Regions from separate parts of the Homo sapiens genome. Here regions 1 and 3 are each linked to region 2. Evidence: chromatin loops called from intact Hi-C (ENCODE). Cell type or tissue: mammary epithelial cell. All regions are shown on one strand. Region 1 has its middle 68 kb from the start of LINC00954. Region 2 holds the start of LOC105373461 (a long non-coding RNA gene). Region 3 has its middle 11 kb from the start of OSR1.

The links. A loop is a pair of places that touch in the nucleus more often than their neighbours do. Peaks named below come from ENCODE experiments on the same cell type or tissue, not always from the same donor. Only the 100,000 strongest peaks of a DNase experiment are listed, where the experiment ranks them.
Region 1: it touches region 2 in a loop (2.3-fold over the local background); 2 of 110 quality-filtered maps call a loop at or near these places.
Region 3: a loop joins it to region 2, with 5 times the contacts of the local background. A loop is called at or near these places in 2 of 110 quality-filtered maps.

Annotation. Positions count from the first base shown.
Region 1 is chr2:19,799,545-19,802,044 of GRCh38, reverse strand. No RefSeq gene overlaps it. Among named protein-coding and RNA genes, the nearest start is that of LINC00954, 68 kb to the left of the region's middle. In mammary epithelial cell, a CTCF peak has its summit at 1,533; a DNase peak (open chromatin) is centred at 444.
Region 2 is chr2:19,710,753-19,713,252 of GRCh38, reverse strand. It overlaps LOC105373461 (a long non-coding RNA gene), which reads right to left and starts at 1,560. Exons shown (of 2, transcript NR_188370.1): 1 at 1,411-1,560. In mammary epithelial cell, no CTCF peak of the experiment used is centred here; a DNase peak (open chromatin) is centred at 1,552; H3K27ac peaks cover 1,528 bases.
Region 3 is chr2:19,368,509-19,371,008 of GRCh38, reverse strand. No RefSeq gene overlaps it. Among named protein-coding and RNA genes, the nearest start is that of OSR1, 11 kb to the right of the region's middle. RefSeq lists a silencer at 1,287-1,581. In mammary epithelial cell, a CTCF peak has its summit at 1,471; no DNase peak of the experiment used is centred here.

The DNA of each region.
Region 1 (2,500 bases), 89 kb before region 2:
AAACAGGGATGACAATTCTGACTCTGCAGGCTTATGGTAGGGCCTAGAGAAATACATGCACAATGACTATTCAGTGCCTGACATGTGGATTTCTATTAAATATTAAACACTCATTCAAGCAAAGCTGACTACCTAATCTTGTGCCTACTTTGATCAACGATCTCTGAAACATCCTTGCTTTTGGCGTCCCCTAGGTGAACGACCTCGGGAGAAACTAAGGCAGCTCAGGAGTTATAACAATGTTTAGGCCCAAAAATGGACTTGTTTTTAACTTTCCCACAAGGCACACTTACTAGAAAAAGTTGCGGAAAATTCGATGCTTGGTTTACAGTCCCAAGAACATGAAAAAGCTCTTCTGCCAGTTAAAAAAAAAAGATGGATGTTGTTTCTTGGAGAAGGAATGTCGTACAGTGGCTCAGGAGGAGACGGTGAGTCAGACGTGCTGAGAGCCGGGCCAGGCTGTCCCCTTGGTCTGGCCTCTGTGAGTCAGCACTGCCCACGAGACCCAGCGGGCAGCATGCCCAGAGGGCTGCAGAGCCAGGTGTGGTCCCTGGCGCGTGCAACAGCAGCTGGATGGTCCTATCACCCTCTCCTAGGACATCAGAGAATGTGTTCCTATGTCAGTATTGTCAGCTGTGGCCAACTTGGGCAGTTGCCGATAGGATCATGCCCCTCCTTTCTTTTTTTCTATATAGGGTCCTATTTCTAGATCAAACTCTCAACTTTCCTGTCCTACTTTAACTGCACATTCCTACAGCCAGCCCAGAAGTTTTTCTCCCACTTTTTGTCTTTGGGGACCTGTTGGTGGTGGCATTTGGTCTAGCAGAGGTCGGGCGGAAGAGAATGTTCTATTTTGGGGGCTTGAATGGTGAACAGTGAATGTACCTGCAGGAGAGCCTTCCAGCTGCCCCAAGGGTTCCAGACTGTAGAAAATCAGAATGCAGAAAGCCAGACATTGAAGTGATGAGAGGGAGAATGCCATGATGGTTGACAAGATGTCTGGGAAGGCTTCACAGGGGAGCGTCTTCCCAAGTAGGCTGTGGGAGGTGGACGCAGCAGGGAGGGCAGGCTATTAGGGGATCTGGTTCCAGGCCAGACTTAATGGCTGTGTGGCTTGAATATGGAGGTTGACCTCTCTGACCCTGGTGCTCCTCATCTGCAAAACGGGGTCAATAGTTCTTACCTCGCAAGGTTTTGCGAGCATCACCTTCAATAAAATAGTTTATGTAAAAGTACATTGTGATCTACAAATTTAAAAAATAAATGTTGGATGTTACTACTACCAGATAAGAAAGAAAAGATCAGAGAATAAGTGGCTTGCCAGAGGTCACATGGCTGGTATAGTGACAGCCAGGACCCAAACAGAAGTCTCTCCTTTCCTTTGTTCTGTGTTGTTTCAGTTTTTTTCCATCTGCGTGGAAGTCACTCACAGAATGTTTTAATTAGCTGGTGGCTTGGCTCAGGGTGTGGGTCTTTGTGGGTTAACTGGGTATGTTAGCCTCTCTGGCATGCAGCTTCTAGAAGTGGGCAGGTGTTAGCATGGCCTTCGAGAGGCCTGTCATGGGCAGGGGGTGCTGTGGCTCTGGGAAGAACTGTACTCCAGAGGTAGATTTCAGCTGCGAGTGCTGACTTGCCCCTTTCCAGCACCCCGCAGCTGGGATCTCCTGGTGGAGCTGGGATCTGGGGTTGGCCATGTCTGCCTAAGGGCAGGTTTGGAATCTGTTTCATGAAAACTCCCAGCATGGAGTGGTGGTCCTGATGGCAGCGGCAGGCTCATCCATTTGCATAGCATCAAATGGAAATGTCTAGATGAGCTGCCAGGAACCCTGGGGGCTGGTTGTCCCCTGGAGGCATGCTGCTGGATGGGCAGAAGGTTCATAGAGTGTGCTCCTGCCTGGTTCATTGCAGTCCTCCGAGTCAGGTGAGAGCACTTATATTTCCATAAGTACTGGAGGTAAACAACCTGGGACAGGGACTGGGGTTTGGGGAGGAGCAAGCCACCAGGCTTTCTCTAGGCCTGAGTGAGGCAGTGTGCCTTTTTCCCAGGATAGAGACAAGCTTCTGTCCTCGGACAATGCACAACCTCCTTTATACCAAAGGCTATTCCCTGGTCTTGCCTCCAGGCTTTTGCACTGCAGGGAGCCCGTCTTTGGGCTGCCCTCTGCACCCCTTCCCTATCCAGATCCTGTGTAGTGAAGGAGCGTGGGCTCTGGAATGAGATGCACTTGGGTTCAAATCCTATCTTTGACATTAACAGACCAGACAACCAGAGAACTTATCTCGACCTCAATTTCCTTATCAGTAAAATGGAATTTATACTTCCTATCTTCTAGGGTTTTAGTAAGGATGAGAGATAATGCATTTATATTGCCCAGTGCCCAGTAGATGCACAATAAACAGTCGCTGTCACCTTTGTCATTCAAGGTCCAGCCCCAGCGTTGCCTCCTCATGAACTCATCCGAGACTGGCTCCACCACCTCCCTTTCTCTGACCTGGATTC
Region 2 (2,500 bases):
CCTGGGGCAACAGAGATGAATGGGTCTTGGTTCGAAGATACAGGAAAGTTTATCCTCTAGCAAAAGAGATTAAAAGGTAAACAGGTCTTTTTGATATAAGGTGATTAGTTGGGATGGAGGCAGGCCCAGGAATGTGGCAGGACAGAGGAAATATATTTCTGTGATGTGGGGCAGTCTTGGAAGGCTTCCTGGAGGAGGCAGAGAGAGAGAAAGAGAGAGAGAGCGAGCGAGCTCATGTGTGAAAGATGAATTGGCATGAATAGGAAAGGCCGCAGCAAAGGGTTGCTGAAGGGTAGCCAACTTATATGGTTTGAATGTGTGTCCTCACCAAATCTTATGTGGAATTGTAATCCCTGATGTTGGAGATGGGGCCTGGTGGGAGGTGACTGGGTCATGGGGGTGGATCTCTCATGGCTTGGGGCTAAAGGAGAGAAGGGCTGTCTTCTCAATAAGTGAATTATTACCATGTAATATGCAAGCACCTGCTTCGCCTTTTGCCATTGAGTAAAAGCTCCTTGAGGCCTCCCCAGAAGCCAAGCAGATGCCAACACCATGCTTCTTGTACAGCCTGCAGAACTGTGAGCCAATGAAACCTCTTTTCTTTATAAATTACCCAATCTCAGGTATTTCTTTATAGCAATGCAATAATGGCCTAACAAACCAACTACCCAGATTCACTGGGGCTTAGAGTCTTCCCAGGATGTGGGACTCTCAGTGCTAAAACTGAGATAGTTTTGGGCAAATTAAGATGGTAGGTCACCCTAGGTAGTAGAAGGGTCACAACTTTTACAGTTGGAAAGACCTGGATTCAAATCTCTGCTCTGCTACTTAAAAGCTGTACGACCCTAGGTAAATTGTTGAACCACTTTGAACCCTAATTTCCTTACCTAGAGGATATACAGGCCACCTTCTTAGGACTCTGCCTAGGTCAGTGTTATCAGTAAAAGGAAGTTATTATTTTAGATGGAAAAAGCAGTATTTTCAAACGCTAGGCAGAATATAGTTGGAGTAGAGCACAAAGAAGTGGGCGGTAAGAAGTTGGCTGGAAATAGAAGCAGGGGCCAGATCATGAGGAATTTAGAATGTTTTCCCTTAGAACAATGGTGGTTCACTAACTTAACTTTACAATATGAGTAAGGCAGTCAGATTCTTGTCTTAGAGAGATTGTCCTGGAAGTAGAGGGGAGCACATTTTTGAATCTGGAGGGAGAAGAGAGGGTAAGAATGATGCAGTAAAGTGATTACAAACAGGGAGTTATATTCTTAGAGAAAACAAGAGGCCACCAGCCAGCCCAGGATCACATCAGGGGCCCCAGTGGTTAAAAGGGACAGGAACCTCATCTTCTGAGGTCAGAGGCTGCTTGTTGGGTGCAGCTACATGCTGAGCTGGGTTGGAAGGTTATGTGCTTACCAAACAGATCTGACACCTGGGAAACTGTGTGCATGAGGATGACTTCATGAGCTCCTTGAGATATGTTTTGGGTCCTTTGGTTAATGGGCGTGTCCTTCCTCTCTTCTCTTCTTCCTTGGCTTCATCCTGCATGGGAGGCTTCTTGCCAGTGCTTTGTCGCTCATCATCTCCATGGCGATGGAACAATGGTATGGTAAACACATGACCTCACTGTGTAATTATGCAAAAGAGTGAGCAGAGAAAGGAAGCTTGGGGTTTGATGAGTCTAGTTAGGGAGGGAAATCTTCTGAATCAGATGCCTGTGAAGTGGGCCCTGGCCTTGGAAGAGGAAGAGGATGTGCTAGCCCCCCAGTTGAAATAACTTGGATCAGACTGCTCTTTGGAATCAGGAAGGACTTTCTGTAGATAATGATAAGCAGAAGAAGTTATAAAAGAGAACTGACTGGGTTGGCTAACCTCATACAAATAAGTTGTTTTTTGCATGTAAATGAAATAAATGAAAAGACAACAAATTTGAGAGATTCTTTAAGAATCTTTAAGAAGACTTTTTTTGAAAGCAAATTATAGTAATTAAAGAAAAAAAACCCTAGTAGAAAATGTGACAAAGGATATAATCAGAAAATTTATAATGGAAAAAAGTTTCATTCATTCATTCATCTTTTCAATAATGTATTGAGCCCTTCCTATGCAGCAAGTGTTACTCTATGTGCTGGAGATACAGCGATAAACAAAACAGGCAAAAATCCCTGCCCTCATGAAGTTTCCATACTTTCTGCTATTTTTCTTTATGTTTTCTTAATTAGTTTTTTTCTTAATTAGTTTTATTAACATCAATTCTAGATACTTTCTTTATTCATCTGGAATTATGCTCACATAAAATTGAGTTCAGAATTTATTCTCCCCCTCAAAATAAACCATTTACTTTAGTTAATGCTTTAACCATTAATTCTTCCTCTCCTCCCTGATGAATAATGCTCCTTTTATGAAATAATACATTTATTTTATAAAATAATGAATCTCTCTATTCATATGTTTGGAGCTGTATAGCCTGTCGAGTGATTTAATTCACAACTCTGATTGCAGCTCCCTA
Region 3 (2,500 bases), 340 kb after region 2:
TTCCTCTTTTTAAACAATCAATAGGAACACTCTGTTCCTAGGTAGAGAATACAAGTATGGTTCTAAATCAAAGAGAATTTATAGAAATCTGCAGTAAGGAGTCTAATATGTCAGGTGCTTAAAGTTCTTCAACCATGGCCTGTTAAAGGGAACAACTATAACTAAACGACTTTACAATTTATCACAGAAACCAGGACAATTGCGTCTGGGACAAAAACAAGACAAGATCCTAGGAAAGCCAGTGTGAATGAGGATCGTCTAGGAAAACTGGCACTCTTGATCTGTGTATCAGTTGGGGTCCAGTCAGGACAACAGAAACCACACTAGGCATTTCAACAGAGAGAATTTAATATAGAAGATGGGTTAAACTGGTCCAAGAAAGCAAACTGGGAGCACTAGGGAAAGGGTGGGGAAACAAAGGCAAAGATTGTGGGTGTCAGCATCTAGAAGCTCAGAGGACGAACCCTGTAGGACTGGGCTCAGCCCTCTGAGGAGGCAGCACATCCTTGCTGCTTCTGGGTGGCTCAGGAAGTCTATAGGAAGTCCATGGAGTAGAGGTTCAGCTCTCTGAGGACAGTTATTGCCCCACTGGGGAGGGCACCTTCCTAGGGCATGATGAGATTGGTTCTGGGAGTGCTGAAAGAAGTTGAAGATTGGAACCAACTGGCGATGCTAAGTGAAAGTCCATCGCTAGAGGCCAACCCCTGGTTGCTGCTCCCATGCCCCTATTTGCAAAATCTAAGAGAAAGTCATCTGACAGAGGAAAACTTTAGCCTGCAGATCCCAGCCCTGGTGTCACACAGCAGAGCGTAGAAATGTGGACTTGGAACTGAGCAACACTGGCGTAATAATGGGCACAGTTGTTCTTATTGTACTTGCAGCACCAGGCTTGAGAACGGTTCTGATTTTGAGGAGGAAATTCTCCTAAAAGATCCTTCAGCTCAATAAGTGATAAAAATCACAGTCTAGTCTGCAGAAGAAAATAGGATTTATCAGTTATTCCCTTTGTGCCACGAACTTTACAAACGTTAGTTCATTAATCACAATAATCCCATAGAACTTGTGTTCATCCTGTTTTTACAGATGAGGAAACTGAAGTTTCAGGTGGTTAAGCTGTTTGCCCAAAAACAAGTAGCTGGGGAGAGGCATGTTCTAGAGACATGGACTAGAAGCCTGTCTCTTTCCACCACCTCTTGGTCTTTCTAGGGAGGAAGCTGCTTCTTTACAGGGCTGAGGCCCATGATCCTGGATGGAGGGGCAATGGCTGGACCACTCCTGGAGGCCCTGGGCCAAGTGACCTCTGCTGGCCACTGGTTTCTGGAAAGCTCATCCCCAAAAGGTTTTCCATCCTTTGAGTTCACACCTAGCCAGACTCAAAACCTAAAGTGATTTATTCCCACTAAATGCTGGCCTCACACCCATGGGAAGAAGCCAAGACTTTGTTTGAATGAGCTCGCCATCTCTTGGAGAAAGCATCACGCTGCAGCCACCCATAGCTATGTTTTGGAGAGAGTGTGTTTGTGTGTCTGTTCATGTATTCATGTGTCTTATAAATTCAACCTTACTCAGTAGGATGGCATTCTTGGATAATAGACCTTTCAGCCAGAGGGCCAAAATTGCAAAGACAACAGTTATTTTTTGGCTGAATCAAGTTCTTCAGCCTTAGCTGAAGACGAAGGCAAATTGTGCCTGTGTTTTCTGGAAATGCTGATGCTGAGATGGGACCTTATTGAGGAATTCACCAAGGCCCAAGGGAACTGAGAAGATAAATGCTACCAGGCGGCTGCAACTTGAGCAAAATTCAAAAACAATAGAATGTCAACTGAAGATCATAGAGACTGTGGCAAGTATGACAGAAAGCAAGGGCAATGGCTAGGTCCTGAGACCAATGAGGATGTGGATAATGGGTGCTGGCACTACAAACACTGCTTTGAAAGAAGCTTGAAGAAAAGGAGGCAGATTCGGCACTCCCTACCCAGGACCCCAGCTCATCACTGAGGAAGAGGGAAATGCAGCCAGCGGTTTGGCAAACTGCCCTCCCCAAATACCCCTGTTCCAGCCTTCACAGTGGTTTCCTGAGCAGCTCGAGGCGGGCCAGGTATGGGTTTCTTCTGTCATGTCAGTGTTCTCACAGAGAGGGCTTTTGGGTCCTTTTGGAAAGTGACTTGGCTGGAGCCACACTCCTGCCAGTGTGGCAGCTGTTACCACTTATACCAGGAACATCTGGCTTGAAGATTGCAGTAAAAGTGACACTTGTCTACAGAGAAAAAATGTTGAAGTATACATTTTGGACATGAAGAAATAAGTAATGACATTTAATGTTTTCATAAAGCTGCTACACTGAAGAGCAATCATCCAAACCCCAGGCCCAGGCATGGGTGTATCTGTCTATTGCTGTGTGCCTGCAGGTCTATGAAAGGCTTTGTACCTGGAACATCACTGCCTGATGCAAGCTTTGTCCTCCCTCTGAAGACAAGCAACAAAGGGAGGCCCTTGGTAA